2 separate regions of the Homo sapiens genome follow, and region 2 is linked to region 1. The links are chromatin loops, found by intact Hi-C in ENCODE. Cell type or tissue: endothelial cell of umbilical vein. All regions are shown on one strand. Each heading gives the region's core, and the rest is flanking DNA. Links, peaks and the distances in the headings are about the cores only. Region 1 has its middle 52 kb from the start of LINC02702. Region 2 overlaps LOC107987166 (a long non-coding RNA gene).

Region 1 (11,553 bases), core at 2,026-10,025:
AGATTTTTGTCTCAAAACAAAACAAAAACAAAACAAAACAAAACAAAACAAAACAAAACAAAACAAAACAAAACATAGGCTTCGGAGTCAGACGGACCCAGGTGTAAATCCCAGCCCCGCCCTTTTCTAGCTATATGGGTTTGAGTGAGTCACTTACCTCCCTACCTCCCACTCAGCCTCTCTGTGCCTCTCACCTCCTCTACAAGTGAGAGAACCTTGCAGGCTGATGAGGTAAGGATCATAGGCCATGTGGGTCGTGCCTCCAGCACCTGGTAAGGTACTCAGCACATAGCAGGATTCAGCTGCTTTGTTTCCTTTTAGGAAAAAGGCAGGATATGCAACCTTACTTTAAATGTAGCTACTGAAAGACCACCTCCTCCATGAAGTCTCCTGGCCCTCATCTGCCTCCATCCTCTCTAGCCCTGTGCTCTTTCTTAGGCCCCAGGGCTTTGGCCCACATCTTCCTGGAAGGTCAAGTCCTGGAGGGGTTTACTCCAGTCCTGAAGCAGGTGCTTGGGAAATGTGTGCCGATTGGTGGGTGGGGGCAGAGGTTGTGTGGGGGCGTGGAGGGTGAGGGCGGATCTTGGGCAGTGGGCAGTCAGGATGGAATCCAGGCTGGCTGCAGGGCGGGGATGGTGCGGGGCCTGCTGCTGCCTTCCTGACTCGTCCTCCCCCAGCCCATCTCATCTGGGTCTCCCACCCCTTCTCTCTGACCTTGTTTCTCGTTGGCTCAGCCCTGTCCTGTTAATGAGCTGAGCCAGCTTGGCGACCGCCTCTCTGATGTGCTGACTCAGTCCTGTGGCTCCCGCTTCCTCTGCCCTTGTTTGAAAATGCCAAGTTAATTGCTCTCCAGCTTTAGGCTACACTGGCAGGGGGCACACCCCCTTTTTCCTCTCCCCTTCCTCATACCCTGGGAGGGGCTAGGCCAGCGCCCTGCAGCCTCCTCCAGCCCTGGGGCCTGCCCTCCATGGACAGGGCAGCCAACCAAGAGTGTTGGGAAGAGGGACAGAGGAGGCAGAGAGGGGAATGGGCTATCAGTGTCCATTAGGGAGCAGTGGAGAGGGCGGGGAGGTGGGGGATAAGTTGGCACTCTTGGAGCCTGCTCTCCATATTTCCTGGCCCTCAGGATCCGGGAGATGGCTCTGTGTGGGAGGGAGGGAGACTGTGGGCACTGACAGGTGGTCTCTCAGATCTGTGCCCAGAGCTGAAGGTCTGGAGAGGGTAAGGTAGCTAAGAGGGAGACCCTGGGCCTCAAACAAGAAGGAAGGAGGGAAGGGAGGAAGGGAAATAAAGAAGGAGGGAGATAAGGAGGGAGGGGAGGAAGAGGATGGAAGGGAGGAAGGGAGGAAGGGAAGCAGGGAAAGAAGGAGGGAAGGAGAGAGAGAAAGAAGGGAGGAAGGGAAGGAGAGAGAAAGAAGGAAGGGAGGAAGGGAAGAAAGGAGAGAAGGAGGAAGGGAGGAAGGGAAGAATGGAGAGAAGGAGGAAGAGAAGGAGGGAAGGAGGGAGAGAAAGAAGGAAGGGAAGAAGGCAAGGAAAGAAGGAGAGAAGGAGGGAAGGGAGGAGGGGAAGGAGGGAAGGAGGAAGAGAAGGGGGAAAGAATGAAGGTAGAAGGGAAAGAAGGAGAGAGGGAAAGCAGAAAGAAAAGAAAGAGGGAAAGAAGGAAAGAAGGAGAGAAAGAGGTAGAGAAAGAGGGAGGGAAGGAAGCAAAGAAGAAAGGAATGGAAAAGACAAGGATGGAAGGAGAGAAGGAAGGAGGGGAAGAGGGAGTGAAGGAAGGAGAGAAAGAAGGAGGAAAGGAAGGGAGGAGGGGAAGAGGGCAGGAAGGAGGAAAGGAAGGGAGGAAGCCAATGCTGACTGTTGCACAGAGAAGCTCTCATTTAATTCCTGCAGGATGGGCTACCGATATGCCATCCAGGGGTGAGAGTCAAAATCTTTAACAGCACTGTGGCGCCAGCGCTGGCTCATCAGGATGGACACCAGGCATGGAGCTGGGCAGGGTCCTAGAAGCCCCCTGAGCTGTGACAGGGGTTCACCTTTAGGTGCTGGGCCGTGGGGAGGTAGGGGCGAGAAGTGCTGGGTGGGATAGGTGTTTAGCAATCGGCGTGGAAGTATTTCAGCATTCTAACAATATCAGCTCCACAGCGGCAGGGCTCCTCATCTGTTGTCTTCATAGGCATGTCCCCAGTGCCAAGAATGAGCCTGGTGCATACTAGGGGCTCCATCCTTTGTTGAATGAATGGGTACAGGAGGATGCTGAATGCCAACTTGGAGCCAACCCAGGTGAGGGAGTCACTGTCAGTGGTGTGTGGTGGAACACAGAGCTGGGTGATGGTTCTGTGAGTCAGATGCCACACCGAGGCCCTGGGGGTGAGGGTGCAGCTGGGAAGATGCCCATCCCGGCCTGCAGGACGGGAAGCATGAGGGCAGGGTCTGGAGGTGGCTCCTGAGGAGGCTTATTGGGGACCCTTCCTTCAAGACCATGATTTTGGGGTTCCCCTTCTGGGGACTGGTCCCTGGCTGTACCCAGGCTAGCTGGGGGCTTGGGATGCAGGGGCTGAGGGACAGGCCGAACTCCTGCCGGGAGGGTGCACACGAACTCAAGGTTTCTTATTGCAAGGCAGAGAAGGGGTTAGAAAGGAAGCCCTCATCCCATGGGTGATCACTAAGGCAGAGACAGATGAGGAGTCTTCTCTGGTGAGGGGGTGAGGGGGTGAGGGGGTGGGTGTGAGGGGGTGGGCCCCGCCCCTCTGCACATCTGTGGCAGGTGGAGCCTCCTGCAGGCACTCTGTGTTTCCAGGAGGGTTTTCTGCCTTCAGCATCTTTGAAATGACCCGGGCAAGGCGAATGGGCCCTCCTGCCTTCTTTCTTTCTCTCTCCCATTCTGCCTAGGAGGATTGGGGTATGGGAGTGTGGGGGGAGGGAGATGGTGGGGGAGCATAGGGGGGCATAGATGAGGAGAAGATAGCCCAGGTAGGAGTTGCCCTCTTGGCTCTGCCCTCTTGGAGCTGCCCTCTTGGTGGGGCATAGATGAGGAGAAGATGGCCCAGGTAGGAGCTGCCCTCTTGGATCTGCCCTCTTGGAGCTGCACTCTTGGCAGGGCATAGATGAGAAGAAGATGGCTGAGGTAGGAGCTGCCTTCTTGGCTCTGTTCTGCCTGAAGAGCAGCTTCTGCTGACCTCTCCAGAAGGGGTGGTGTTTTCTGATCACCTTTCGGCTTCTCAAACCGGGTGGGCTTTGCACAGACGGTGCAGCAGGAAGGAAGGAAGAGTGGATGAGAGAAGGAGCACACAAGAGAACAGTGAAATTCCTAAACAGGTGAGAAGCCTCCTGTGAATTCCAGACCCAAAAGTTCCCTGGAGGAGCACTGAGAGGCGGGGAGCCCTGCTGGGCAGGGCCCATTTCAGTGCCTTCCAGGGCCCTGGTGTTCCCGCCTGTGGGTCCCTTGGAGGCCGGAGGGCCACAGCAACTGCCTGAGTGGCTGCCCCGTTGTGTGCACCTCCTCTCTCCTCCCTCCCTCCCTGGGTCTCCAGCCAGCCCGCTGGCTTGATGAATTAGCCCCATAGATATTCCGTTGGGAAAACAAACACACATCATATATATCTTTGACAAGTTATTATTCTCCCTTATCAGGATTCGGGTGCATTCCTCGCCTGCCATTACTCACGCTGCACACCCGCCCTACCTGGGACTGGGCACTGAGCTCACCAAGGTAGCACCTGGCCAGGCTGGCTGCGTGCCCTGCCCTGCATCTGGGTTGGGCCGTGAGTGTGTGTGTGTGTGCATGTGTGTGCATGCGTGTGTGCATGTGGTTCCAGGCTGGAGCCAGAACAGGAACCACCCTGGCCCTGCTTTGGCCCACTAGACTGACCAAATACTTCTCCAGGCAGGGACTGGTGTGGCTCAAGATGAAACTGATGGTGTTCTGGGCCTTTCGCTCTCTCACTGGAGCCAGGAGTGGAAGTTTTGTTCCAGGGATTGCTCTGGTTTGGGCCTCACCCATATCCACTTACTGGGCTCCCCCTTGCTGCTGGGCCCTCCCCCAGCCTCCTGGCAGGACAGATCCCCCTGCCACCACCCACCAATGCCTGTGCTTCTTGGAGCCCACAGTGGCTCCTCCAGGGCTGCCCCCTTGGCCTATGTGGTAGGAGGGTCAGGGGCTGATGAATGAGATGTAGGTGAGTATCAGTGCTCTCAGCCAGGCTGTTGGGCTGTGATTTGTCATCTCTCACCCAGCACATTCCCACTTCCCCAGAGGCAGGCTCCATATTAACAAGTCCTCTACTTAGGAATATAAATGGGGCAGTTGGAATTGCTCCTGAGAGCCGGAAGATGCGAATGCATTCAGGCCTTGGAGATGGGAGCCAGGAGGGGAGCAGGGGGAGGGCTTCATGCCGAGGTGCCCTCAGACCAGCTGGGAGGGCAGCACCCCATCAGCCTGATTCTGAGGTGGGGACCTCAGAGGAAGGGAGGTCCCTGCTGCCTGGTCTGGGGCTGGGCCGGGGGTGGCTGCTCCTCAGGGCTGATGGGCCTGTCCCCCTGCTCTTTCAGGCGGGACCTTCCACCAGAGAGACTTCAGCTGCTGTGCCCTGAGAGGCTGCTCCCGCAGCAGGAGTTTTCGTGCCGTCACAGCGACTGCTGATGGGTCATTTCTACCAGCCCTGTTAGCTCTCCCCTGTCTCCAGCTCAGGCTGTGCATTCCTGGGAACCTTCCCTTCCCTCCCTTGGGCCACCTGCCTGGACCCTCACGGTGCCTTGGATCAAACAGCAGTGCTGGGAGAAGAGAGGCAGCCTTGCTGGGCCGGCGTTGCTCTGGCCTCCAAGGCTGAGTCCTCAGGTGGACTTGCTGCAGCCAGTTGAGCAGGTTCTGGTGTCCTGGCCTGGGCGACACTCTGAGGGGGTGGGCACCAGAGATATTTATGGTGCAATCCCTGCCTTCAGAGGCTCCGGTTCACTGGGGGGACGGCTGGGGAGGGGAGAACCGATGGTCTTGAAAGGTGTGCTGGGCGCTGAGAGGTGACCTTGGTACTCCTGGCAGGAGATCAGGGAAGGGAGAGACTGTGGACTGAGCACCATGGTGTGGAGGGAGGGCTCAGTGAAGGCTTCCTGGAGAGGCAGAGTGCTGGGGCGTGCAGGATGGAGAGGAGTGGGGGAGAGCCTTGGAGGGAGGCCACAGGCCAAGTGTGGGGAAGTGTTCTGGACATTCATTCAGAGTTCTGGTTATTGTCCCAGGGCCAGAATCCTGCTTCTTGGGGTCAGCTTCCTCCTGACTTCTAATGCTCCCTTCAGCTGGGGGGATGGATGGGAGGCAGATGAGGTGAAAAGGATGAGATGGAGTCAGGTATGGTTTGGTCTTTTGGGGCCGCAGCTTTCAGTCCCCTCAATTCCAGTACCTGGATAAAGTCTCCAAGCCTAGGGGCCTGCTGCCATCTCAGTGGGTGTGTGTGCCCATTGGGCGTAGGTTCCCACTTCACCTGGGGCTCAGGCCCCGGGCACCTGGCTGGCCTGGGTGGGTGTGGAGGTGTCTGGTGCAGTTAGCTTCATGGCCACTAGAGGGGAGTCCAGGCCCGTGTTTCTCTCCTTCCAGCGACGGTGGGCCTAGGCAGGGAAGAGATCGGGGTGCGGGGTGCTGGTGCTGGTGTCCACGTTGGCGTTCTTTGTGCTGGGAATGAGGGTGCCTGTTCTGCTTCCTATTAATGCCTGAGCTCTTCAGTTCCAAGTTAGGGATGAAAAATCTCTGGAAATCTGGGAGCCCTGGAAAAAAGGCATTATTTAAACATTTAATATCTACAATACTTTTCTTCTTCTTTTAGATACAGGGTCTTGCTCTGTCATTCAGGCTGGAGTGCAGCAGCGCGATTATAGCACACTACAACCTGGAACTCCTGGGTTCAAGCCATCCTCCTGCCTCAGCCTCCCAAGTAGCTGGGACTACAGGCACGTGCAACCACACCCAGCTAATTTTGTTTACGTTTTTGCTGTTTTTTTTTTCCCTTGTAGAGATGGGGTTTTGCTATGTTACCCAGGCTGGTCTTGAACTCCTGGGCTCAAGCAATCCTCCCACCTTAGCCTCCCCATAGCACTGGGATTACAGGTGTGAGCCACTGTGCCTGGTGACAATTCTTATTTTAGTCCCTTTTACAAAAATAGGTTATGAATGTAGAGGACCCTGTGGTGGGTGGTCAAAGGCACAGCCTTTGGTGTAACGTAGACTGCCTGGGTGGGATTCCAGCTTCACTGCCTAGTGGCTGGGTAACCTTGGGCAGGTCAAATAACATCTCTAAGGCTTGGTTGCTCCCACTGTAAAATGTGGGTTATGATGCCTAGGCATAACCACATAGGCATAGGCATAAAACACAAGGGTCATTTAGCACATGCCTGCCATATAGTAAGGATTCCAGTGTAGCTTTTTAGTTTTCCTGATAAGCAATCACATTTGATTAAGATGTGATATGGTTTGGCTGAGTCCCCACCTAAATCTCATCTTGAATTGTAGTTCCCATAATCCCCACGTGTCGTGGGAGGGACCAGGTGGAGATAATTGAATCATGGGGCCTGTTTCCCTCCTCCTGTTCTCGTGGTAGTGAATTAGTTCTCACGAGATCGGATGGTTTTATAAGGGGCTTTCCCCGCTTCTCTGGGCCCTCATTCTTCTCCTTCCTGCCACCGTGTGAGGGGAGATGTGTTTGCTTTCCCTTCTGCCATGACTGTAAGTTTCCTCCCAGCCCTGTGGAACTGTGAGTCGATTCAACCTCTTTTCTTTATAAATTACGCAGTCTTGGGCAGTTCCTTTTTTCTTTTTTTGAGATGGGGCCTGGTTCTGTTGTCCAGGCTGGAGTGCAGTGGTAAAATCTCAGCTCACTGCAACCTCTGCTTCCCGTGTTCAAGCGATTCTTATGCCTCAGCCTCCCAAGTAGCTGGGATTACAGGCATGCACCATCACGCCTAATTTTTAGTAGAGATGGGGTTTCACATGTGGCCAGGCCGGTCTGGAACTCCTGACCTCAAGTGATCCGCCAGCCTCAGCCTCCCAAAGTGCTGGGATTACAGGCGTGAGCCACCATGCTTGGGCAGTTCTTTATAGCAGCATGAGAACAAGCTAATACAAGATGAAAGAGTAAAGGCCCAAATTTAAAGAAAAACACTATTTTCTCTTCCATTAGCATTTTAAAGATACTTCCCCCACCCACCAGCCCCGGCCATGAAGAAATTAGAAAAACTTGCTTCAACCCTGATATTTTCTAGGCCTTAATACAAAAATGAATGACTGCCAATTTGCACCTTCATTTATGTCTCATATTTCCTGAGGTGTGATTGCCTGCTGGGCACCCCAGGCCCCTCTGCAACTGAGTGGGGACACTCAGGCTGCTAGGATGCTGGCACCAGGGAGTCCTCTAGCTCCGGCTGTCCTCCCCAGCTACACATTAGTATCATCTGGGCGCTGTAGAAAAGACCAGTGCCTGAGCCCCACCCCCAGAGGTGCTTATTCACTTGGTCTGGGGTGGGGCCCAGGTGCTGGACTGATTCGAAGCTCTCTGGGTGATTCACGGAGCATCCAGGGTTCAGGACCTTTGCCTGGAAGTTTTCCTCTGGTGGAGGGAGATGTCCCAGTGTCTTCTCACTGTGGGCTCACAGAATTCTGTACACATTCAGGAGGAGACATTTGGCTTGGTGTAGGCAAGCCCATTGGGTCATTCATAAGGGGGCCTTGGTTCTGGTCCTGGCTTAGTTGTTGACTCTGGAGAGCCTCTTGGTAAGCACCCTGCCCCCTGGGCCTCAGTGTCCTCATCTGTCAAAGGGGATGAATGGCACCTGTTGCGCCTAAGGGTCATGTGGCCTGGGGATCAGATGCAGCAATGTGTATGCTTCCGAAGGTTGTGAAGCTGAGATACCCACAGGCGGTTTCTCTCACCTGCCCTTTCAGAGAGTGGGGATGAGTTCGTTTGCAAGGCTGCTATAACAGACCCCTCCGCACGGGGTGGCTTAAACAACAGAAATGCACGGCCTCATCGTTCTGGAGGCTAGAATCCAAGATTTCGGAATCAAGGCAGAGTTAGTGTCTTCTCTGGGTAGTGAGGGGAGGATCGGGTCCAGGCGCCTCTGCTTGGCTGTGGATGGCTGTCTTCTTCCCCAGGCCTCTCTGCTTGGCTGTGGATGGCTGTCTTCTTCCCCAGGCCCCTCTGCTTGGCTGTGGATGGCTGTCTTCTTCCCCAGGCCTCTCTGCTTGGCTGTGGATGGCTGTCTTCTTCCCCAGGCCTCTCTGCTTGGCTGTGGATGGCTGTCTTCTTCCCCAGGCCCCTCTGCTTGGCTGTGGATGCTCTTCCCTTGGGGCATATCTCTGTGTCCACATTTCCCCTTTCTATAAGGACGCCAGTCATGTTGGATTAGGGCTCACCCTAACAACCTTTTTAACTCATGACCTGAGTTTTAATAACCGGATTTTTGTTTTGTTTTGTTCTTAAGACAGCATCTTGCTGTCACTCTGGCTGGAATGCAGTGGTGCAGTCACGACTCACTACAGCCCCCACTTCCCACCTCGGCCTCCCAAGTAGCTGGGACTACAGACTACAGGCATGTGCCACCATACTTGGCTAATTTTTTTTTTTTTTTTGTAAAGATGGGGTTTTGCCTTCTTGCTCAGACTGATCTTGAACTCCTGGGCTTAAGTAATCCACTTACCTTGGCCTCCCAAAGTGCTGGGATTACACGCATGAGCCACTGCGCCCAGCCTTAATGACCTGATTTTGATTTGGTTACCTCTGTAATCAAGGATCTGTCTCCAGTAAGATCTGAGACCACATTCCTGAGGTGCTGGGGGTTGGGACTTCTGTGCAGCAATTTTAGAGGACACAATTCAACCCATTGCAGGGAGCAGGAGAGTGCCTGAGTGCTTAGTTCAGAAAAGAGCAATGCAAACAACCCGCAAAAGACACTGCTGGGGGTCAGCGTAGAAGGGTGGGCAGGGACTTGGCCCAGCTTCCCTCTCTCTCAGAGAAACCCTCCCTCACCACTCTATCTCCTCACTTGGGCCTCCCGGACTGATTTGCCTTCTAAGTATTGGGAGGGTGAAGGGTCAAAGTGTCACGTGACCCTGCTGCAGGGGCACTAGGCACCTCCTAGTCTAACTGGGTGGCACTGCCTGGGTATCACTCCTGCACCACGTGGCGGTCTGTGGAGGGGCAGTCCTGAGGAGAGAGAGTGGGGTCTGCATGGTGGTGCCCTCAGTTACAAAGCAGGTGGCCTGCTGGAGTCTGGGCAAGCTCCCGTCCTCCACCCTATGGTGGGTGGAGAAGAGGAGGGGCAGGAGCACCGGAGACAAAAGACCTCATGGAATACCCAGGCCAGGTGGGTGGAGCCTTGTTCCTGTGATTGACAAGAGCAGGGGCTGCCTCCCTCCTGCCCCTGCCCATGCCCAGGGATCCACCAGGTAGGAGTGTGTGGGTGTATGTGCATGTGAGTGTATGAGAGAGTGTGTGTGTGTTAGTGTATGAGAGTGTGAGTATGAGAGTGTGTGTGTGCACGCTTGTATGTGTGTGTGTGGGGGCAAGGGGTTCAGGCCTGCTGCTGGCCAGGTGTGCATCCATATTTATCAGGGGAGAGTCCCTGGAAGGCAGCCGGATGCTGAGCACTTGAGGCAATCTGCTTGGACCAGCTGCTCTGTTCCTGGCCAGACACTGGGAGGAGGAGATTTGGGATGTCAGCCTAAACAGTGGTACCCTGGTCTGTAATGTTTGCTGATTTCTGAGGTGTAAATACCTCTACCATGGCTGAGTTCAAGCTACCAACATGAAGCTAACAGGAATTTCAGGAATTCCTGAAATTCCACACGGTGGCCCATCCCCCTTGGTGTAGGGAAGAAACTGGCCCAGAGGTGGAAGGGCCCGTGGTCACATAGCAGGATGATGAGGGGCTCAGCTGGATGATGTTGCCAGACTGCACTGGAGTGTCTGTCTGTCTTCCTGGTGTCACCATTGATAATGGGTGCTCTGTGACAGTGGGGCAGGATGATGAGGGGTCACTGTGGGCGCCATCCAGCCTGTGCCAATAATGACCCAAGGACACCACAGAGCACCAGGTAGTTTAGCAAGTGCTTTCTTACCTGCTCTTTCTAAATAAAATTTTCACAGCCACGCAGCAGAGCATCTATTGTTACATTTTGCAGATGAGGAGACTGAGGTTCAGAGCGATGATACGATTTCCCCAGGGTCATATGACCAGTACATGGCTGTGCATTCACCCAAACCTAGGTCTTCTGAGGCCAGTCCTGGTTCTTACCACTGGCCCAGGATGCTGAGGTCACGATGCCTTCCCCTCAGTGTGGCCTCTCCAGGGGCCCGATGACCCTCCATCTATAAGACCTAGAGGTGGAGGTGGGGTGTGCATGCCCTGTGCCTTCCACTCTATCAGGCATGGGAGGGTCTCATAAGCACCTGCTGTTGGGTAATCCGACCCTTGGGAAATGGGCAGGTGGCTCAGCTTTGGCTTCCACTTCTCCCCGAGGACGGGGCCAATCCCGTCCACCTGTTTTCTTCTCAGCCAGAGACCCCCACCCCCCAACCGGCTGTCCCCACCACTCAGCCTTAACCCTTCCACCCCCACAACCTCTCAAGCCTTTTTTCCAACTGCCCCTGGACCACACAGGTCCCTCACAGGCTGGCCTGTGACAGGTGAGGAAGATGTGCATGCATGTGGGGGTGGTGTAGTGTGTGCGTGTGTGTGTGGTTTATTTTATTTTATTTTATTTTTTAACCGTAGCTCCATTCCTGGAACAAGATCTCTTCTGGATCCAGGATGAGATACACATGGAGATCTCAGAAGTGTCTGAGTCTCCCAGGCGTGGCCCAGCGTGTGGAAGGGGACTGCAGCTGGTTTGGGAGATAGGCCAATAGACAGACCAACAGAGGGTAGAAAAGAAAGACAGTGAGGAATAGAGACATCAAGATAGAATATGTTAGAGAAATAGTAAAAAGCAGATAACCAGAGCTCATATGTGCCAGATATTGTGCCGAGTCCTTACTCTATAACCCTCTGAGGTATGCACTACTTTACCTCCATTTTACAGTTGATCCAGAGAAGTTAAGTATCTTGCCCAAGGTCACACAGCTAGTGGGTGGTTAGAGTATAATTCAAACCCATTATGTCTGTTCTTACCCATTACACTACCAGGTCTCACTGCTAAGGAGAGGGAAGCCAGGAGACAAGGAGATGGAGAGGCGGGAGGTTGAGAAGCCGGGTGTCCATTCCAACACTCTTATATGCCTGGGGGGCAGTTTGGGGTGCCATGCTTGAGAGGCAGTGCAACGTACCAAGGAGGAGAAGCACCTGGCAAGGAGTAGGATAGTTCTTGCCAGCTGTGTGACCTTGGGCAAATCACTGTACCTCTCTGGGTCTTGGATTCTTCAGCTGAAAAACAGAATAATAATTCTGCCCTGTCTTTCTCTCAGGCTGGTCCTAATGGTAATAAGAAGTGATGGATGTGATTATACAATTGTTTATCTAATAAAATATACTGAGCATCCACCACTTGTCAGGCACGGGGAATAAGAATGAGAACAG
Region 2 (11,553 bases), core at 1,967-9,966, 330 kb after region 1:
GAGTCTGGGCTTTTGGCCACAGTTTGATGTCTTGGGGAGACAGAACATCCATAATTACAGAAATAATATTATCTTGTAACACAGGTCCAAATACAGCACTGTGGGATCCACAGAGAATGATGTGGCTGTCTCTGTTGAGGGAGGTCAAAGAGGGTTTCCTGGTGGAGGTTGAGTAAACATTCCTTCAGTGTATGGAGTAGGGCAGGCAGGAAGCAGAAGGGCCGGTGAAAAGCAGGGTGCATTTGGGACCCTCTAACTAGAATGGCTGGAGGGAAGGTGAATGACGGGGAGTGCCCAGGATTGAGACTGGGAAGGCAGGTGGGGAATGCCTCACACAGGGTGCTGTTGACTGTGAATCAGACATAGGTATTCTGTGAGAACAATGGGAGGCCAGGAATGTGAGGCTGGGGAAGTTGCACAAGACATGCACTATGGAAAGCTCTTTCCCTGCTGAACTGTGGAATACAGATGAGGGCCTGGGAGGCCTGAGGCACGGAGGATGCTTAGGGCATTGCTGCAATTGCCAACTTGTTGCTGTAAACAGGATGACTCCACTCTCCATCCAGGAGACCAGAGGGTGAGTGTAAAAGGAAGAATGGGATTTACAGGTAAAAATGGAGGTCGTGTCTATTTCTGATCCTGGGAAGGAAACAGTGTGACCCAGCCAGGGAAAGAGGGTGTCAGCTCTCAAGACTGCCTGGAAGTAGATGAGTGAGATGTGGATGCACAAGGGGTGCAGAGCAAGTTTATCTGAGAAGAGAATAAGTTTTAACTGACATTTAGTGGTCAGCAAACCAAGCATGCATAGCCAGGGAGGCAGGCAGGTGAGAGGACTATTCCAGGTTCAAGTCAGGAGGGTCTTGAGTTGGAAGAAGGAAAGCCTCTGCTGGGTTAACACAGGAGGCACAGGCAGGGGCACAAGCAGAGGGCAGCGTCCCAGGCAAAATGTGCCCTGCTGGACAGAGCTGGCAGTGTCAGAGCAGCAGCTTCAGTCTAATGGAGGTAACTAGGGACCCAAATGGGAGACCAGACAGATTCAAGAAGGCACTGAGGATCCCATGGCACCTGGGAGAGGGCCAGCCTTTATCTGCTTGGAGAGAAATTCAAATATCTCTTAAGTATTCAGCAAAGAAAATCTTGAAATGGCAAGAGACCACCGCCTGGGGCCCTCAAAGGCTGTGCCCAGCAAGTCAATATTTTGCTAAGTGCTCAGTTTGCAACCAGAAACAATCACTCTGCAAACATATTTCTTTTTATAATTCTTGGTATTTTTCTCTTGTTTTCCTTGCAAAGTTTGTTTTCTTCACCCCTCTTCAATCCCATTTTGGGCATATTTGCAGATCTAAGAGGGAGAGCTATGCCTCCGTGGCTGGCTGGGGTAGCAGCCACAGTCTCAGTCAAGAAGAGCTAAAAGCAGGTATCTGGAACATGCAGAGAGGTGAGAGCAGGGCCTGTCGGGCCAAGTGAGGAGGGATTTTGGCCATTTTCCACTGTGGCCGTGCCTTTGTGATAGGTGGCATGTAGCTCTGATGGAAATAGTCAGGTGGCCCAAATAAATGGAGACCCACGAAGGCTTCCCTGATCCGTTCTTTTTAGAACAACCATAGCTGTTTAGCTAGAGCTATTCTAAAAAGCTCTGTGACTCATGCTTGGCCTTATGTTATAGTCATTCTTGCACATGGCTTGCTCTCTGTACTGGGCTGCAAGCTCCCTGAAGGCTTTGCTGCTGTCATACTGCTATTTTCAACATGGTGTGTTGGATCAGGGGTGGGTGGGTCCCAAGTTCAGGCTCCAGTCCCCAGAAAGGCAACACTTAAGAATGATCTCAACCAGAGATTCAAACTGTGTTGCAAGCCAGCCCATCAAAATGGGAATCTTGGAATAGGGTTCACCACAGAGACCCAGGGATTCTACCTGGGGCACTCAGGGTGAGGATGGGAGAGGGACCTGGAGATTGGGCAGAAGGCAGAGGCACCTTGCTAGAGCCAAGAAAGAGGTAAGAGATTACTTTCCATCTCTATCACCCAGGTCACTGCAATAACCTCCAAAGTTGTATCTACTCTTCAGTCCAGTGGTCCCCAACTTTTTGGCACCAGGGACTGGTCTCGTGGAAGACAGTTTTTCTACAGACCATGGCCAGTGGAAGACAGTTTTTCCCACGCACCAGAGTGCATTACATTTATTGTGCACTTTATTTCTCTTATTATTATATTGCAATACATAATGAAATAATTATACAACTCACCATAATGTAGAATCAGTGGGAGCCCTGAGCTTGTTTTCCAGCAACTAGATGGTCCCATCTGGGGGTGATGGGAGACAGTGACAGATCATCAGGCATTAGATTCTCATAAGGAGCTCACAACCCAGATCCCTCACATGTGCAGTTCACAATAGCGTTTGCACTCCTATGAGCATGTAATGCCGCCACTGATCTCACAGGAGGAGGAGCTCAGGTGGTAATGCAAGCAATGGGGAGTGGCTGTAAATACAGATGAAGCTTTGTTTGCTCACCCGCCGCTCACCTCCTGTTGTGTGGCTTGGTTCCTAACAGACCATAGACTGATACTGGTCCCCCAGGGGTTGGGGTCCCCTGCTTTAGCCTGTCCCTGCTTCCAGTTATCAGCCAGTTGACCATCACTCTGTATCCCTCTCCATTTCAAAATCCTTCAATGACTTCCCATGGCCTCAGAGAAAAGCCCAGACTCCAAAGCCCTAGTTGACTCAATTTTCCACTCTCTGCTCCCTCCACCCATGCAACATTTGCTGTTCAAGACTGTAGCTTATTTATAACCTTCCCCCAACTTAATGTACTTTACAATTTCCTGCCTGGACACCTTTTCAGAGGCCTCATCCTGTTTTTGCATACGAACACCTACAGCCACTCCCTGAGCCCAATTTAGGAAGACTTTTTTTTTTTTTTTTTTTTTTTTTTTTTTGTGGCTTCCCTGGCCCACATTCCTTTTTGGGCTAACATCTGGTGAGTGTGTACCATGTGCCAAGCACTTTATGTGTGTTATCTCATTTAGCCCTCTCTGTAGCTCGAGTACTTCAGCTCTGCTATTAATTCCAAAGGTGAAGTACCTTGTTCAAAGTTACATAGCTGGCAAGTAGCGGAGTCAGTAGTGAACCCTGGCGCTTTGAAATCCCAAGTATTGTTCTTAATCCTGTCATATACAAAATAATCTGTTGATCCTTTCACTTGCTATGTAAAGAATACATACCCTCCTCTCCCTTCTGTCACCCTCTGGCCACCAAGGACCATGGGTACTATGTGAAAATGTAGAATTTGCGATTTCTAGTTTGGAGGCAGCGTGATACTGTAGAAGAATACTGAACGAGAACACAGGAAGCCTGTCTTCTGGCTCTAGTACTGGGCAAGTCACCTAACCTTTCTGAGGCTGTTTTTTTCTTTGTTAAAAGCAAAGGATAGGCTGGGCACGGTGGCTCACACCTGTAATCTCAGCACTTTGGGAGGCCGAAGCAGGCGGATCACCTGAGGTCAGGAGTTCGAGACCAGCCCGGCTAACATGGTGAAACCTCATTTCTACTAAAAATACAAAAAATTAGCCAGGCGTAGTGGTGTGCACCTGTAATCCCAGCCACTCAGGAGACTGAGGCAGGAGAATTGCTTGAATCCGGGAAGTGGAGGTTGCAGTGAGTGAGCTGAGATCGTGCTGTTGCACTCCAGCTTGGGGAACAAGAGTGAAACTCTCCCCGCCACCCCACCCCCGCAAAAAAAAGCAAAGGATAACTTCTATGACGGGCCCAGTGAGGGTCAAATTAAGTAAAGTTCATGACAGCACTCTGTAAACTGCAAAAGTAAGGTGGAATTATTATTATTATCATTTTTATTATTACTTTTCAAAGGTGAATTATATCTTGAATAGAATACTAGGCAGTTTGCAGACAGGGTGTCCTGAATAGCAAAGGACACAAGAGGAAGGTCTGCAAGCAGATAGTTGGAAAACTCTTGAAAGTCTATTGGAGTTGGTTAGCTTTAGTCAACGCCAGCAATCAGGTCAAGATACCTCCACTAGGATGCCACACAGGCAAGAATGAAATAAACTTCAAGGTGTTTGTGAAGCTTCTAATATTGGACAATTCTGGGGAGACCCATCAATTTCATTAGAAAACTCAGTGGCATCCGTGGTCCCAAGAAAGTTTAGAAAACAGTGGCCTAAGGAAAGGGGTTTGGCCATGGAATGTGGCAATAGCTAATAGCTGGGAAGAGGGTTGCTTTGATTCAGAAACGTAGGCATAGATGGGGAAGTCCTAGGGGTGACTGGGAATGGGGTCCCATGGCCAGCCTATTTGGAGCCCACCTGGCAAGGTCCTGGACAAGCTGTACTCCAGGCTAGTGGGGGGTTTTCTAAAGAGGCAGCCTTATATCTACATATGGGGTCAGAACTGTCTAGAGACAAGAGGGATATCCAGGGAGCAGCAAGTTCCCTGTCATAAATGTTCAGGCACTGGATGAGCCCATCACGGGCTTTGTGGAAAGATTTTAGCATTATGTAGACTGTTGGGCTAAAAGGTGCCTGCATTTCCTTACATCTTTGAACTGGTTGTTTCTCTGATGAATGTGTTGAGCAGTGTTAAGCAGGCAGCATCACTTAGGTGAATACCCATACTGTATCTACCCTGGGCCCCCCAATTCCTCAACCTGCTGTGATTCCAATTTTGTATTTCTTAGATGGCTGTGCATGAGATTGTTCCACAGCTCACACTGAAGAGATCAACATGGAAGAGAACAGGTTTGAGCTCGGTCTTTGAGGCCATGTCTAGGTAGGAGAAAGTTGTCTTTGTGGAGCTGTCAGAGCCGAGAGCAGACTGTGTTCCAGAGAGCAGTAGACAGACCCAGACATAAGGTGTTTTGAGAAAAAGGGCTTTGCTCTCAAATGTGTTTGGAAAATTCTGGGTGAGACAAAGTTAAACAGTTTTTGTTTTTGTTGTTGTTGTTGATTTGCTTGTTTGTTTTACTTCTTTGAACCTGTGACTTTCCAGGATGGGAGCATGATATGCAGTTATCTCCTGGTTTTGTTTTTTTGTGTGCATGGAACCTTTTCTTCCTCCAAGGGGCAATTCTCAGGGCTAATGCTCCAAAGAATATGCCAACGTTGTCCAAGACAACTTGTCAGATGCTTTCTGTCTTTTCCACTCCCAGTCTGTCTCTCCTTTCATTTCCCCAATCCTTCTCTGCAGCCAGGATTCTGTAGGGAGACATCTGGAGCCTCAAGAAGACCCTTCCTCAGCCCAGTAGGATTTCTGCAAGTGGTATAGGTTTAGGCGTGTAATGAATTTAGATTTAATTTGCAAGTGAAAAAGCTTGCTTTCTTTTGTAGCTTACACCAAAGCTCAAACGTCTAAGCTTCCAGGGTTTAAGTCTAATTAACTGTATTTCACAGCTTATTTAAAGAAAAGAATGGAGGCATTAAAATTGTAAAATCTAATTTTTGAGTAAATCTTTCAGTGCAAAATTAATGTCGCAGTATTAGAGCCGCCTTGGCAATATATCTCTTGTCTTCAAATTTCAAAATGAGCTTTTGCAAACATGAAATTATTCATTAGACTGTCTGGTAAAGAGATAAATAAGTGTCTCTTCAAATCCTCGATCTCCTCTTCTCTATTTAGCCAAAGACGGAGTTATTTGGTTTGAGGGGCCAAGAGGGTTGATCAGATTTTTGAATTTCGACAGGTAAGGAGAGAAGCAGAAAAGCAGAAGCTTTTGTCTGTCAAGGGAGTTGGGACACAGACAATCCCTTCTTTGTTTCTTAGTCTACTCCTGAGGGATCAATTGGCTTTGGGGATCAATGAAATATCTCAGCAGTTACACTGGAGCCAGGGGCGGGGTCTGCTTGGGCAGCCAATTGGCTGAAACATCCAGATTCTCTAGTACCTCCAGGTGAGCATTTTTCCGTTCATTCTCATCACTAAGTGATCAGCGTCCTGTCAGGCCCATCACTGAGGCATCTTTAACTTCTGAACTCTTCTGTTTGTCCCCATTGTTATGGTCCCAAGTCAGGTTCTCACCCACCTGCCTTTCCATTCTCATCTGCCACCTCTTTCTCTCCTGGGCCCCATGTCGTGGCCTCACTAGATGTGCCCAGTGTGTCCACAGTTCTGAGCTTTGCACAAGCTCTTACAGAACCCAGACCACTTCCTCAACCACTCCTCCTGCCCACTAAACTATGAGTTCCTCCAGGACAGGGAAGGTATCCAGTTCTTTGTACCCTTATTATCTAGCACAGCACCTGGTATACAGAAGGTGCTCACTAAATGTTTGTTGATGATGATGAAGATACTAATGAAATATATCCAAAATGGATATTCAGGAACTTCAGGTTAGTGCTTTCCAACCTTTCATTTCACTTGGTAGCTGTTTCCTTTTAGCTGCAGTATGAGGCTGGTGGGGACCGGAATGGAGGAGCTGGGTGTGGGGGTGCCTCAACCTGGAAGAGGTCATTCTGAGGGATCACGAGGTATGGAAAGAACACCGCTGGGTGAGAATTTAGCACTGCTCCCTACTCCCCAGCTGAATGTGAGCAAGCTGCTTCACTTTTCTGTTTCCTGACCTGCAAAATAGGAATAGAAATGCCTGGGCCACAGGAGTTCTGCAGAGGCGACATGGAAATCATCCATATGAAGTACCTCATACTCTTGCCTGGTCCAAGCAGGCCTCCAGAAACGGGTAGCCGCTGTTTATGAACATTGTACAATGAAGGGATGAGGTTTAAGCATGCTAACGTTTACATACCAGTACCAGCTTCTTTGTGTGTTTATTAGGTCTTCTGTTCATTTATTGAGTCATTCAATAAATATGCGTTATCCTTTTGTACTGAGTATCAGGAAGGAAGCTAGATGCTGGAGACATGGTACTGAATTAGGCCTCCATTTCCTGCATGTCATTAGAATCAAGCATCATTTCTCATTTCCCTTGGCAGTGACCAGCCCAAGCTGCCAGGGTCTCTTGTCCAATCTATCTCAATAGCCTCCTAATCTGCACCCCTCTGTTTTGCCTCCTCCAATCCATTTCCCACAGAACAGACAGATGAACATTTTAAAATGCAAACTGACCACATGACTGTTCTGCTAACACCCTCGGTGGCTCCTGGTTGCCTGCTGGACATGGTCCACGGGCTGTCACATAGCTCATGAGGCCTGGCAGTGTCCCTGCCGGCCCTTCAGCTCCATTTCTTTGCGCATCCCTACCGCATGCATACAGACGGTCCCACCAGCCTAAACTGCTTCCAGATCCTGGAGTCTGCCTTCCCCCAAGTTATTCCCCCTGCCTGGAATACACTTTGCTCCCTTCTCTCACCACCATTTGCCTGGTGTTCGCCTAACATCTACTCATCCACATTTTGGTTTGATCAATTCCTCCCTGGGGGCCTTTTGTGACTCTGGATCAGGAGGTGCTCTTTTCAGGAGCCACCCCTGCACCCTGCACCTTGCACCTCCCCATCATGGCACTGCCTATGTTTTGTTTATCTTCTCTCCCCACACCCATCCCACACTGTTATATTCAAAAGAAGCAGAAGGCAGACATCCAAAAAGTATTGAGAAATGATTTAAATCTTTTATGAAGCTGCTTGGAAAATGCCAAAGGGGCATTCGTTCCTAACATACAGCAAAAGTTTTAAAAACCTCTTTTCTCCCTCCCCCTGCTTTCTGTCAATACCCCACACAGTATGGCAGCATCACTACATTCTCTTTCCCCCACTAAACTCTCCCAAAGCCATCCCGAACACAGTCTTTTCCTGCTTTGATTTCTCTCACTCCCTTCCTGCTTCTAGATTTTCACTCATAGATAACTCTTTACTTTCATTCTCATTTTTAAATTTAAAAGTGAAAAATTCTGCCAGGTGCGGTTGCTCACGCCTCTAATCCCAGCACTTTGGGAGGCTGGGGCAGGCAGATCACCTGAGGTCGGGAGTTTGAGACCAGGCTGGCCAACATGGAGAAACCCTGTCTTTACTAAAAATACAAAATTAGCCAGGCATGGTGGCACATGCCTGTAATCCCAGCTACTTGGGAGGCTGAGGCAGGAGAATCACTTGAACCTGGGAGGTGGAGGTTGTGGTGAGGTGAGATCACACCATTGCACTCCAGCCTGGGCAACAAGAGCAAAACTCCATCTCAAAAATAAATAAATAAATAAATAAAAGAAAAATAAAAATTCAAATATTCATACGAAAACAGAACATAGTAAGAACATAGTAAGACAAACACTCATGCACCTGCCACAGATTAAAGAGAGGTGAGCATTTTGTTTACTGGCTTAGCTCTCTGCCCTTTCTCAGCAGCAGGTCTGGTGGAGGTGGTTATAAACGGTGGTCATGCAAAGATCACAAACAAGGGAAGTGGTCTACGTGATAATAGGGAATGGTGGAGACTGTGGCAAACTAGAGTGAATATGCCCTGCACAGAGAGGCTCCTTGAAGAGATGCCTCTCAAAAACAGGGGACTCGATTGTCCTGTTCACCTTGGTATTCCAGCACTTGGGATGGGACCAGCCCCATGCTTAAACGAAAGTACGAATGAATGAAGCAATAGGGGCCTGGTGTGACCAGATTTCCTAGTTTACCATGAGAGGCCAGGAATCTGAATCTGAATGAGAAATCTGAGCTTTAACTGTTGGACATTATCTCAAACATCTTTTAAAAACTCACTATGGGGCAGGTGCCCGTGTTGGCAGGTATGATTTCTGACCCAAGCTTGCTGGGCTTCTTGAATTCCCTCTTTAGCCTCCACCTGATTTCAACACTTCAGAAAGGGCAGGCCCAGAGGTTGCCCAAAAGTCCATGGCTCCTTCCTCTTCCAAGGCAGGGGAGGTGGGGAGGAAGGCCGGGAATGCTCATAAGCAGATATGCTTTGTCACTGCCACGCTATAAGTGTCAGGGGCGCCGGGGGCAGTCTCCTGTTTACTCGGAACCCCCAGGCCCAGAGGGACCTAGAACGTTTTAGGTGTTGAGCACACGTGTGCACAGGGAGGGTGGGGTGAGCCGCCGTGGGCTCTCCAGCAAGTTCCCTTGGCAGGGGCCCTGATTGCTACCTGAAGAGCACCCTCCACCCACGCCCTACCCGTGGGCATGGGTCCGGTGCTGCCAGGGACAACAGCTAGCTGAGTACAGAGCCACCCAGGGCAGGGTGGGGCGGAGCACTGAGTCTTGTGGGTTCTAGTCCCAGCTTTGCTAACCACTGGCCGTGTGACTCTAAAGAGGATACATCCCCTCTCTGGCCTTGCTTGCCTGTGGGGTTTGTGCCTTCCAGCTCAAACGCCTTTGATTCCAGGCGGGGCGACAGCATAGGGAACGCAGCAGGCGGGGCGCGGTCCTGCAGCGCCGCGTGTCTCGGCAGCGCCGCCTACAGGCAGGCAGAAAACCCATCTCTGGGGCGGGTGGCTCCCCAGGCAGGGTGCACGCTGTTTGTTTTTTTCCGAGAAGTCTTGGTCCGATGGGAACTTCTTTGAAGTAATCACTTCTCAGAGCCAATTAGTGTCTGACTGCACTCTGAAATGAGCCAGAGGGGAGGCGGAGTGGGCTGATTGTCTTGCTGCGGCAAAGGCGGTGGGCGGGGAGTGCGTCTGCAGTCCTGGGAAGGGGTGTACACTGGGCCGTGTAAATAGGTGGCCTCTTCGCCTCGCTCAGTCCTTGACGCTTCTTCAGCAGAGTGTGAGCCTAGGAGCGGCTTTCAGGAGCGTGGGCCTAGAAGGCCGCCAGGCGGAGGAGAGCAGGAGAAGGCCTTGGAAGGCAGGGCCACTTTGGGGAGTGCGACCCTGCCCCATCCCAGCTCCGCTCCTTGTGAGCTGTGACCTTGGCAAGTTGCTTCGCCTTTCTCAGCTCCATTTCCTTTATGCTAAAATGGGAATATCTAACTGTCCACTTGGCAGGCTTGTCGTGAGGATGACATGGGTGCCAAGGCCCTTTGCGAAGGCAACAGGAGGGCAAGTTACTGCATCTTTTCAAGCTTCAGGGTTCTCTCCTCTGTAGAAAGGGCTGCTGAGCACGAGAGTGCGTATGAAGACTTGACGTGCGGCATGGACTGAAGGACGATTAGTCCGTCTTGGCATTACTGTTAACTATGCACACGGCGCACAGGTACATAGACTGTGGCCCCGAGGGCAGGTTTCAAGTCTCTATAATGTGGGAAAACATCTCAGGGTACTACAGTGAAGTTTTCAGAGGGAAGACTGAGTCGTGGGTAGGGGTGCACTGATGGCTGAGAGGGAGCAGGGCCCTTGCAGAGTGGGGTCCAGATGGGCTGGGCTTGGGGCAGGATAGGGAGGACAGGGTCAGGAAGAAGCCGGGGGACCCATGGCAGAACCACCTGCTTAAAGAGTGGTGGAGTCAACATAGGGCTCAGAGGAACCTCAGAGAGGACCTTTTATGAAGATGCAAAGTGGGGTAGAGACTTGGCATGGGACAGCTTAGCAGCAGATCCAGGCTTGGCCTTGTACTCCGGACTTGTGGTCCAGGACTCTGTTCTCAGTCCCCACAAAGGGCACCTTCACTCCTTGGCCCCACTGAGGCTTCCCAGTCATCTTCTCACAGTCACTTGTACCTTGTGGTTCTCCCTTTACGTGGAGCTGCCTCGCCTCCTCTGCACACTCCCAAGGGTGGGCTCCAGCTTGGTGAGCTCCCACCTGTGCCTGCTTCTCGGCCCCGGCAGGAATCCTCCAGGGAGCTGATGTGGCTGTGCCTTTTCTGGGGCCAGGCAAACAGGAGCCTTCAGGCCCACTGTAGCCTGGTCTGGGATTCCAGAAACATTTAGAGGCCTTTGAAACCATCAACCTTGTAAGCTCGGATTCCCGAGAAGCGGGATAAACAAACCTGAGCCCAAGAGGAAACTCATTCTTCTTTCTTTCCTCTGCCTTTCAAACTCATCAAAGTCAAATTCTCAAAGCTCTACTGTCTCACAAGTGCCTTCAAATGGGTCTCATTGTTTTATTTATTGTGCTTATCACAAGTGCAGGCAGCCTGGAGATTTCCGGGCCAGTGGAGACCTCTTTCAAGGAGTGTTGACATTTCTGGGGATCTGAATGGTCTTCAGTGTCTTTCTTTCCCTGGGCAGACCTGATTGAGAGAGGCGGTCGCTAATAGGGGTTCCCAGGTGGGTCGTTCCTGTAGGGCTTTCAGAGCCTGGCAGGCCTGGAACACTTCATCTGTATTCCTCTGCCCCAGAGCAGCCAGATCTGCAACCAGCCCAGATTGACATCCTGGTTCTACCCTCAGACCATCCTGGTGGGACCCTGTCCTGCAATGTAAGGCTCAGCAGCTGTACTGATGAGAGTTACTGTGACCTTTTACATGAAACAACATTAAATAAATATGAACCAAGTAACTACTGTGTGTGTATTGGGGGTGGGAAAGGGAGTGAGGAGGCCTGCCCCATGGTTTTCTATGGCCCGCAGTCCACTATGGGAGGAGGAAGAATTTACCCATTGCTCTGCGACCTGGCAGGCTGGGAGAGGTGCAGTACTGAGGCAGAGAGAAAGTGCTGGCGGAAGAGAGATGGATGCTGATGTGGATGGGAGAGGGAGACCTCATGAAG

The links. Peaks named below come from ENCODE experiments on the same cell type or tissue, not always from the same donor. Only the 100,000 strongest peaks of a DNase experiment are listed, where the experiment ranks them.
Region 2: a loop joins it to region 1, with 3 times the contacts of the local background. A loop is called at or near these places in 3 of 110 quality-filtered maps.

Annotation. Positions count from the first base shown.
Region 1 is chr11:116,685,873-116,697,425 of GRCh38, reverse strand. No RefSeq gene overlaps it. Among named protein-coding and RNA genes, the nearest start is that of LINC02702, 52 kb to the right of the region's middle. RefSeq lists enhancers at 8,677-9,238, 9,239-9,801. In endothelial cell of umbilical vein, for the core only: a CTCF peak has its summit at 5,538 (motif pointing right); no DNase peak of the experiment used is centred there.
Region 2 is chr11:116,356,049-116,367,601 of GRCh38, reverse strand. The region is part of intron 1 of LOC107987166 (a long non-coding RNA gene); the gene reads left to right. Among named protein-coding and RNA genes, the nearest start is that of LINC02151, 140 kb to the left of the region's middle. RefSeq lists enhancers at 1-543, 7,151-7,651, 8,525-9,388, 9,389-10,252. In endothelial cell of umbilical vein, for the core only: a CTCF peak has its summit at 9,356 (motif pointing left); a DNase peak (open chromatin) is centred at 6,841; H3K27ac peaks cover 2,718 bases.